Regions from separate parts of the Homo sapiens genome. Here region 1 is linked to region 2. Evidence: read pairs that join two places in POLR2A ChIA-PET (ENCODE). Cell type or tissue: IMR-90. All regions are shown on one strand. Links, peaks and the distances in the headings refer to the core of each region. The heading gives the core; the rest is flanking DNA. Region 1 has its middle 220 kb from the start of RFPL4B. Region 2 overlaps RFPL4B (ret finger protein like 4B).

Region 1 (5,386 bases), core at 163-5,162, 210 kb before region 2:
CCCTAATGTTGGATTGTGGTTCTTTCTCACTTTGTTACAGTTGGTAGCTAGTCAGACATGAGCAGAACAGGAGACGGCTCCCCATGACACACACGTGCACGTGCACGCGCCACACACACACACACACACCAGGAATGTTAGGTGACCATCACGTGATGGTCAGGTGGTTGTGAGCTGTCTCTCTAAAATAATAATTTCCCAACATCAGGCAAAGACCTCCCAATAAACAAAAACACCTGAAACTATTGATCAGCAAAATGTCTCCCAATAAACCAAAACACCTGAAACTATTGATCAGCAGCTTCCTGATAAGATCTCAGGAGTTGGGTGAGTGGGCTCAAACATGCACATTAAGAGGCAAAATGGTGGAGTTTAACTGGTATATGACCTCCTAGGGACACTTGACTGGTAAGGGAAGAACACCTCAGGTAAGCATGGGTACAACTTCAGTAAACACACTGTGCATGCACACCTCCCAAGTGCTGGCAGACCACTACACATGTTAACACCCAGCCCAAGGGAAGAATCCGGAGAGAAGGGACACAAGACCGAGGAAATATGCCAACATATAAAACCCCAAGTCAAAAGGTCAAACTGCAAACTTGATCTCTCCAGTCACCCACATGGCCCTCTTCCAAGTGTACTTTACTTCCTTTCATTCCTGCTCTAAAGCTTTCTAATAAACTTTCACTCTTGCTCTAAAACCTGCCTCAGTTTCTCCTTCTGCCTTATGCCCGTCAGTTGAATTCTTTCTTCTGAGGGGCAAGAATTGAGGTAGCTACACACCTGTAAGAATTAGCTGCTGGTAACTTACTTTGGTGCCGTGTCTTGGATACATTCCACTGCTAACATACTATGGCACATTCATGACTCTGATATATTCTGCCACTAACAACTCAACTTTGTAAATGAAAACTTTGTAAACTTTTTCCTCAAATTACTGTATTTCAAGTGGGCCTTTGTTTCTTTATTGGTACCAGATTCATAGAGCCACACATTCTTTTTTTCTGATTTTACCCAATTTCTGTTTCTACCTGTTCAGTTCCATCCCTTCTTCATCTCCTTCATCTCTAATTTCTAAGAGAAGACCAAAAAAAAGTCCCTTTACCTAAATCCTAATAGAAGTCTCAAAATAGGAGCTGTCACTTAGATCACAGATTTCTTAGGTTACCTTGGCATAAGAAAGTTTGGATTTGAACACTTTCTGGGCCGGAAAACAAAATCATCTGCTGAGAAAGCTCACTTTATTTTCAAAAGTGTATATTTTATATTTTTAATTCAGCAAAACTTTTCTCCTTGTAGGTACTATACATTGGTTTTAGACCTAACTCTTTGGGACTGTAGAGAATATGCATATTGAGTTCTCATATTTTCTTAATTACAGGAATAAAATCACATTCGTGGAGGGCCTGCTAATTGCCATGTGCCGAACAAGATGCTCTCTCTCCACTTATCACAGAGCCTAGGGGTGTTGTTGAGGCAATACTGGGTAGGTGGTAGGTAGGTGACGGATCACAGATCTGGTCACTGTTTTCTCTGCCTTCAAATCATATGCTTCCTCCCTGAAGCCAGACTATTTCTCTTCAAATACTTAAAAATAATGATCTTACCTCCCATTCCATTTTTTTCTTCTTTGAGTTAAAAGTATACAGTGGCTTAACCATTCCTTATTTACCATAACATTATTTATAATTGCTTTTTCCATTTGGCCACTATATGCTATATGTGCTTATTTACAAAAAATATTTCTCTTATTTTTTGTGTGTTCAGAACTGAATGCAGTACACCCAGACCAACACCTGTTTGTTTTACTTGCTGCCTTCTCAGCAAACTGCCTGAAGGTGTCCACTTTTTGAAACGCACATCATACTTTTAACTCATGCATTAATGAAAACCTCCCATTCTTTTCTATGTCTACCCCAATCCACAATTTTTTATTTAGATTTTCAACATGAACTCCAACCAATGTGTTGTTTTTCCTTTTAGTATTCCCTGCATCAGTTCTAAACTGTTCTTCTAGCCCCTGAGACCTCTCTACATTCTCAGTCTCTGTACTGTTACTGTCCCAAAGCCAAGCAGCTTTCTTTTCATCTGAATATATCCCCAAATTCAAATAAACATCAGGTTGACCACAAAAGCCTTGTAGAAAAAGTATCTGAAAGGAAAACTTTCTTAAAATCATTACTAAAAGCATCTTCCTTCCCCCGAATGTTACACACCTGGAAAGTATTTAAAATCTCACTTTCTGTCCCTTAAGAATTCACTCCTGGCCCATACAACTATAATTTACTTCATGCAAATCCCTGCCCCTCTCTACGAGGTTATTTACCCACTGACATTCCTTCACCGCCCATCACCTACTGTGTAACCTTGGCTTCATCCCACTCTAACTGCTTTTCTCATGATGTCACTTCTCTGGAATCCTGAAGAATGAAGCCCCTATTGACCCAGCATTATACCAAATACTGCAATGCTCTTTCCTAGCCTCTTCTCATGTGCAAATTTGATGAGCATGTCTTATATTTTTATCCAAGTCAAAGCTAAAGGTTTGTGTAGTTATTTAAAACCAATGTCACTCCTAAAAAGCATAAGAAAAGTTTAACCCTACAATAATATGTATCCATTTATAATAACCGTATAAAGTCAAAGCCATACAAAGAAAAGGAAGCAATTGAAGCTTAAGTAATTATAGTCTGAAAACGTTACATTTGGTGCTCAGCATTCTAGCAGCAAGAGCAAACAAGAGAACGATTCTAAATACTATAATTTCCAATATCTGCCAAAAGAAAACACACCATTCTTTGGGAGAAATAAACATTTTCCTCACACAGTGAGACTTAATAAAAGTATTCTTTGTGACAGCCCAATGGATTTTAAGCTCCTTAAAAGCAGGGACTATTTTTAGTCCCCTCCTGTATACTAATCTCCCCCTGATTTCTACTGTGCTTAGGAAGAGAATATTATGCTGGTAATATGTGTTGTTTGACAAGGACATTAGTCAAGTGGCTTTTTCTCATTTGTGGAATAAACACGGGAAAAGATAGTTACAGCTTATGAATGCAGAAGTTGTGAAAGAAGTAAACATGTTGAATAGTAATATGAGATACTTTAAATAGGCCAAACTGATAAGAGAAAAACGTCATACTTTACAGAAATAGAAAAAGAACGGAGGAGTGAAAGAGTCAATTATGACAGGCACAAATTGGAGTGAGTACAGAAGGAAACATGAAAGCTTTCAAGGTTGGGGACCAGCAGAAGTTACACAGGGCAGGAGCATGTTAAGCTGTGATGCCTTAAATGGCATGCACAGTCAACATCCATTCATTTGTGGGTAGTCTGTTTAAAGAGTTCATTTGACCCAGTTACCATGGTGCTCGACTTTGTCCATCCTCCCACACCGAGTTGAAATACTTTTATTTATAAAAACTATGATGTTGGACTAAACAACACATCCTTGTTGGGTACTCATTGGATTTTAATGAGCATCTGGGCAGACCCTGGGAGAGAGCTGTGTTCTCACAGTGCAAGGGCAGGCTCGATGCTTTCAGCTGTTGGCACCACTCACAGTAGATAGTGTTCTCAAGAGAAAGAGTGTTAGTAAACCTTCATTTGTGTGTGTGTGTGGCTGAAGAGAATTGGCTGCAAAAGAGAAATTCAATTCTCTTATTTCTGAAAGCAGTAAAGAAGTTTCCAAATGACTTCCTTTAATGCATTTGGTAAGTTGCCCTCAAAGACTATTGTTTGAGCATCTCAAAATACAGGCTTAGAAAATCCCCCTTAATAACTGTCATTACAAATAACCTGTTTAATATTTGCAAAGGATGAGTTTATTAACAAATTTCACTACATCCAATATTTGGTAATAATATAGTACCCCTGAGAAATCCTGGGGAGAAGAGGATGAAGAATGAGGAGTTTCAATGGGAGTGGATATAAACTATCCAAATGAAAGCTATTTTAAAAAATGTCCTTGACCACTCCACCAGCAACATTAGAGACCTTGATGGGGTTCACTTTGCTTTCCCAGGAAGAAAAGAATCAAATATAGCTAGAGTAACTACTGGTAGTAAGATATTCACAAACATCTAACTCATTCCATAACTCTGTATATTCTCTTCCCTTCACCTAGAATACCTTTCCCTTCTTACTCTAGTCCCTGTTTTTGTTTTTTCCTTAAACTCTTACTCATCCCTCAAAATTCAGCTCAGTTTTTACCTGCTCTATAAAGCTTTACTCAGGCATCCTAGGCAAAACTTGTTTCTCCCATTTTCGTGTTAAGTATTAGGCATTGCCAGACCATTTTTCTTAGCTCAATTGAAGGTCTTACATCTACTCTAACTTCCACTTAAAGATCTATTGGATTATGAAATATTTTAGAACGACTATTTCTTATTGATTTTGTATTCCCACTCCTAGTATAGTGTTTAATATTTATGAATGAATAAATGAATGAATGAAAAACAAAGCAGGACAAAGAAGAGCAAGGCAAATAAAGCTGAAAAGACTGGACAAAAGAAGAAAGAGAAACAAATGGCACAGGCTGAATATAAGACTAAAAACTATTAGATATTAAAGATTGTTAGAGGTTTGTAACCTCAGGAGAACCAGGCTGGGGCAAGAAAAGACAGACAGTAGAAACATGATATTAAAGAAAATCAATCTATATCACAAACAAAAAGAAGAGGGACAGTGGAGTTAGAAAGATCTTTTGAAAGCCTAGAAATAGAAAGCACTGGGTTAGGGCAAGGCAGAGTCTAAAATGTCAGACTTTTAAGAGCTCCTTATAGGACCCAAATTGGAATCCCACAAGACATAGTGGTGTATTCGGATCCTAAAATATTGCTTTTCTCCAGAAATTACTGATGAAGACCCACGCAGAAGAACTTTGGAAGTTTAAAGAAAATTGATACTTACAATAGGAAAGCTGTTAGTTCCAAGACAAGACAATATGGTATTAAACCTTTATTTAGTGCCTGTGTTGCTGTGAATTAAGGATGGAGTGGCCAATGAGAAAGACGCTTAGTTCACAGGCATTGGCCTGCACTAGGAAGTCTGCCCAGCTCTGAAAGGTTCACTTGTACATGCACAAGCCCTGTGCCACATGGGGTCTCCCTTCTCTAAATTCTTGTGGCAAATGGTATCATCTCATTCACGTCTTGATTCTCTACCAGATTGTAGTTTACTCAGAAAAAGGAACTATTACTGTGCTTCTGGAACCAATCTTGGCATGAAATTGATAGCTGTTTTCTATTGATTGGTTGAGTATTATGCTAGTTTTTTACTGGTTGAGTTTAACCATATAAGTAAGTTAGCACTCAAAGTCTAAATTTCAGCCCTTTGAGATCATTTATTTTAACTGCTTAGTCTCTGTCCCTAATTATTCCAT
Region 2 (5,386 bases), core at 232-5,231:
CATGATGTTCTGATACATGTATACGTTGTGGAATGATCAAATCAGGCTAATTAACACATTCATCACCTCAAATATTTCTCATTTATTTTTGCTGAGATATAGAATACTTTTTTTAACTTTTATTTTAAGTTCAGGGTTACATGCACAGGTTTGTTATGCAGGTAAACTAGCCTCATGGGGTTTCTTTATCACATTAATGAAGACAGAGGTAAGTGTCCCAGAGCTGTCAGAGTGACTCTGTAGCCCTCAGGGATCCCTGTAGCCTTCAAGAGTGCAGGCCTATTCCAGTTCACTGTTCTCTCAGGCCCCTCATCCCTGTGGCCCAATTGTCTGCACTCCAGGCAGCAGGGGTGCAGGAAGAGAACTAAAAGTAGGCAAGGAGAGAGAACCAGCTGTCCCTTAAGGGAGGTTCCTAGAAGCTGCCATGCTAAGAGCTGAGATAGATGCATGCAGCATCTATACATACATTTTAGAGGCACAACTGAATCTGCCACCTATGAGAAGCAACAGCATTCCACCAAATTCTTAGCCAATATTTGCAGGCTGTCCAAAGACAGTAACCTCTTAAGGGGTAGAAGATTTCGCCATTTTTTCCTGGTTGCTTCCTATGAAAAGAGCAAGGCCTGCACAACAGCCTCTGTCTTACAGAAAGTTCTAAATCCCAATATTAAGGAGAATAAACATTTGGGTCATTACAATAAGCAGCCAGTTTCTTTTTTTTTTCTTTTTTTTTTTTTTTTTTTTTTAGTGTACTGTATTTCTGTCTTTATGTCTTTGGGGAATCACCACATTGGCTTCCACAATGGTTGAACTAATTTACACCCCCATAAATAGTATATAAGTATTCCTTTTTCTTCACAACCTCACCAGCATCTGTTACTTTTTGATGTTTTAGTTATAGCCATTCTGACTGGTGTGAGATGGTATGTCATTGCGGTTTTGATTTGCATTTCTCTAATAATCATTGATGTTGAGCTTATTTTCATATGCTTGTTGGCCACATGTGTTCTTTAGAAAAACTTCTGTTAGTGTCCTTTGCCACTTTTTAATGAGGTTGTTTGGTTTTTTTCTTGTACACTTAAGTTCCTTATAGATGCTGGATATTAGACCTTTGTCACATGCATAGTTTGCAAAATTTTGCTGTCATTCTTTAGGTTGCCTGTTCAATCTGTTGATAGTTTCTTTTGCTGTGCAGAAGTTCTTTAGTTTAATTTGATCCCATTTGTCCATTTTTGCTTTTGCTGCAATTGCCATCTTTGTCATGAACTCTTTGCCCATGCCTATGTCCTGAATGGTGTTGCCTAGGTTGTCTTCCAGGGTTTTTATGGTTTGGGGTTTTACATTTAAATCTTTCATCTATCTTGAGTTGATTTTTGTATGTGGTGTAAGGAATGGGTCTGGTTTCAATCTTCTGCATATGGCTAGCCGGTTATCCCAGCACTATTTATTGAAAAAGGAATCCTTTCTCCATTGCTTGCTTTTGTCAGGTTTGTCAAAGATCAAATAGTTGTGGGTATGTGGTCTTGTTTCTGGGTTTTCTAATCTGTTCCATTGGTCTATATGTCTGTTTTTGTACCAATACCATGCTGTTTTGGTATTGATACAAACTATACTACTGTAGCCTTGTGATGTCTCCAGCTTTGTTCCTTTTGCTTAGCTTTGGCTAAAAAATAGCCTTGGCTATTCAGGTTCTTTTTTGGTTCCATATGAATTTCAAAATAGTTTTGTCTAGTCCTGTGAGGAGTCTCAATGGTAGTTTAATAGGAATAGCATTGAATCTATAAATTGCTTTGGACAGTATGGCCATTTTAACAATATCGATTCTTCCTTTTAATGACCATGGAATGTTTCTCCATTTGTTTGTGTCATCTCTGATTTCTTTGAACAGTGGTTTATAGTTCTTGTAGAGATCTTTCACCTCCCTTAGTTAGCTACATTCCTAGGTATTTTATTCTTTTTGTGGCAATTGTGAATGGGAGTTCATTCCTGATTTGGCTGTCAGCTTGACTCCTGTTGGCATATAAGAATGCTAGTGATTTTTGTACATTTATTTTGTATCCTGAAATTTTGCCCAGTGTTAGGGAAGGGCAATGAGTCCCCTGAAATAAAGTTGTAGAGATCAAAAGAGAATAAAGAGAGGAAAATGGCTATCTCCCTACTCCCAGTGAAGTTGGAAAGAGAAGGGAAATGACAATTCTGGGTCTCTCTAGAAAGGAAGTCAAAGGCAGATTCCAGAACATGCTCAGACCCCAGCCCTTTTGGGGCAGTTGTAATCTCAGAAGTGGCTGACTCAGTAAATCAGAAAAAATACAACCCTAAGAGACCTGAATATTTTGAAAAGGAGCCATCATGAGTGTATAAGGATGACATATTGGAAATCACAGTCTGGGACCATGTAGCTGTGGTGGAGGAAGAGGGGTACCAACTTCAGACTGTATGTGAGAGACGGACCAAACAGCATAAACATGAACACATCCAATGCTTTATAAATTTATTTGCAAGAAAATAAATTCTACAAATAAAAAATCCAAAAGCAACCTTGAAAACAATTTTTGATGAATATGTGTTAGTTAACATGGTTGATAAGAATTCTTATAAATCACAATAGTCCAATTATTGAGATGGGTAAATGACACTTCCCATAAGAATATGAATCACCATTAACAATGCATTTTGGTCAAAGTTCTTTGTCTTTCAAGAAAACTTATGTGGCTGTGTTTCAAAGAAAATAAAAATGAAAAACTTAGTTCTTCCCCAATATCAGTTTGTCTCTCTGAAATTTCATGCTGTATCAACAAAATAACTCACACTGGCTGTTGAATTTTTCTTCCTCCTCAGACATTATCAGGAATTACACAAAACAGCTTGAAATAATGAAAAAGATATTGTCTATCCACAAAACCTAATATCTAGCTTACTTACAATCTAAGATTTCTCTATTTGTTATTTACTATAAGACAAAGGCATAGTATTGTCTCTAATTACCACAGCTGTTTGACTGAGATACAATTATCCGCATCTACAGACTAGAAAACTGAAGCTTACAGTACTTAATAACATCCCTAAAGACCCCAGTTACCTAGCTACAAATTCCACAAAATTTACCCCAAAAATCCGAAAATTGTTTTGCTACAAAGTCTACAAAATCTACTTTAAAAATTTACCAAGTCTTTGCACTATAGCACATTATCTCTTCCTCAATCATGCTGACCTTTCTCAGGCCAAAATTCTCTTTCACCTCTCAGAAAGCTTCTAGGAAGGGCTGACTTTCTCATGGGCAGATGGTCAGGACGTTGCCACTCTCCCCTTCTCCCAAGAGCTCAAGACAGAAGAATGGACACAAAAGCTCCAAAGAGAAGAAACCATCATGTGTATAGATGAGGACATTATTGTCAACATCAAAAAACTGGATTTCTTCTAAGTCAGCATCCAGGAAAATTCCCACACGGCGAAGGCGAGGGCTTGCAGGAATTCTCTCCAGGTGGGTGTTAGCATGGATTGCTCCTGCCTTCATGCTGATCCAGAAGCCATGCTCAGGGAATAAATCATTGCTCTTTCTGTCAGCCGGCTCCTTGCAGACGCCCAGGGACCATGACTTCACCTCTCCCACTTCAACCTCCCAGTAATGTTGGCCGGAGGAGAAGCAGGGAGTACCCAGGACACAGGCCAGCCTGGGATCTTTTGTCAGATCGTGGTGGATCTTCTTACACTGAGCGCTTCTTAGATCATTGGAGAAGACAAGGAGGGAGCTGGCAGTGGCTGCATCCAGGGTCACATCCTCCCGAAAATGCCGGAGCTCCTCCCTCACGTGCAGACTTTGCTCAAGTCGGCTATTGTGCTGCTTGGTCATAAGTGTTAGGACGCTCACTTGCCATTCTTCCAAAGCAGGTACCTTCACCACGTCTCGACACAAGGGGCACATCGCTCTAAAATCATGGTTTTCTAGTATATACCTCTGGATGCAATCAAAGCAGAACACGTGTGTACAAGAGAGAGAAATGGAACAGGAGAAAAAATCCAGGCAAACTGGACAGGACAACTCTGCTTGCAGGCGTTTGGCCATGGTTCTTAAGGGTTACTCCTTAGCCGTGAAGTAAACTGAAGTGATCCTTTATTGGCTTCTGGAAGCACTTGGGAGCCCTCAGTACACAATCCACTCTTCAATAGTCTAAATCCAAGATTAAATAATATAAATTAATAAATAAGTTATTGGCATACATAAATGAATTATATTATTTAATAAATAATAATAAATTTATTAACTAAGAAATTAAGAATAACAAAAAAATAATATTTCTGCAGTTTGTGTATGAAAGTGACACTAAATTGCTAGAGAATCACAGTAATGTAGTCATGGTGATAAAAATGATTTCGAAACTCTTCAAACTCTAGATAATCACAAGACAGAAATAGGACAGTGGAAACTTTCTTTTCAGACAGTGCAGCTTACCTAGTCTGAAGACTTCCAGGTGATGTGTTGGCTGCTCCGGCCAAAGTTTCTCCTAATGGGGGCTGAATTCAAGTGGGTCTTTAACAGAATCTCAGTATAGTCTCCACTCAGTATTTCTTTGTAGATCCTCTGCAGTTCAGGAAAAAGAATGTTCATGTCTAAATTCAATAATGAAAATAAAGCCAATTCTACATTAATCATCACAGAAAAGTGACTCTAAGGAATCCTCAGAATTTCCAGGAAAATTACCACATGTGAGTAAAGCCAGCAAAATCCACTGCAAAATGAGAAGCCCATAAAAGAATCAAGTTTAAGGACAAAGTGTTATTAGATGAAATGCTTTAAAGCACTCTAAGAAAACTAATTAAGGCTTGAATTAATGTGAATAAAAATATAATAGTCATCAACTTCTCCAAAATAATCATGCCTGAATACAAACCAAAAAGATGTTCCAGACAAGGAAGATGCCCTCCTGTTACCCCAACTGCTCCCAAAGCTTGAGAGCCTCTGGTGCTCCCAGAGGACTTCCCACCATGGCTATTATTCTTTGAGTGAGCTGTCTCTGACATGCTGGGCACAGCATATTGGACCAGGCTAGACCCATGACCCAAAGACAGCCTCGCAAAGCTGGACAGCACCTTTGAGATTATGTGAACAGAGGACTGTTCTCCAATAAGAGCCTGCACTGAGCAGTAACTAGCAGAACTCCTTACCAAGAACCCACAAATCACACATTCAGTGGTGACAGTAGTAACAGAATGAGGGACAGAAAGAGGAGCAGCATCAACATTACCAGAGAGAGGAAGTGATGAACACCGATGAGGCCAGCCTAAGACTGAGTTACTAGAACTGTCCTACATCCCAGAACACATTCTCTAATCTCTTTCCAACAAATACTTATTGAGCCCCTTCTGTGCTCTTGGCCTCAACTGGACT

Evidence for each region. ChIA-PET counts read pairs that join two places held together with the same protein. Peaks named below come from ENCODE experiments on the same cell type or tissue, not always from the same donor. Only the 100,000 strongest peaks of a DNase experiment are listed, where the experiment ranks them.
Region 1: POLR2A ChIA-PET joins it to region 2 with 5 read pairs; 3 of 35 experiments call an interaction of 5 or more read pairs at or near these places.

What each region holds. Positions count from the first base shown.
Region 1 is chr6:112,560,566-112,565,951 of GRCh38, reverse strand. No RefSeq gene overlaps it. Among named protein-coding and RNA genes, the nearest start is that of RFPL4B, 220 kb to the right of the region's middle. In IMR-90, for the core only: no CTCF peak of the experiment used is centred there; DNase peaks (open chromatin) are centred at 2,381, 3,061 and 3,221; H3K27ac peaks cover 463 bases.
Region 2 is chr6:112,348,386-112,353,771 of GRCh38, reverse strand. It overlaps RFPL4B (ret finger protein like 4B), which reads right to left. Exons shown (of 3, transcript NM_001013734.3): 2 at 4,451-4,579; 3 at 2,478-4,168. The coding sequence starts at 4,063. The coding sequence ends at 3,272. Among named protein-coding and RNA genes, the nearest start is that of RFPL4B, 3.7 kb to the right of the region's middle. In IMR-90, for the core only: no CTCF peak of the experiment used is centred there; no DNase peak of the experiment used is centred there.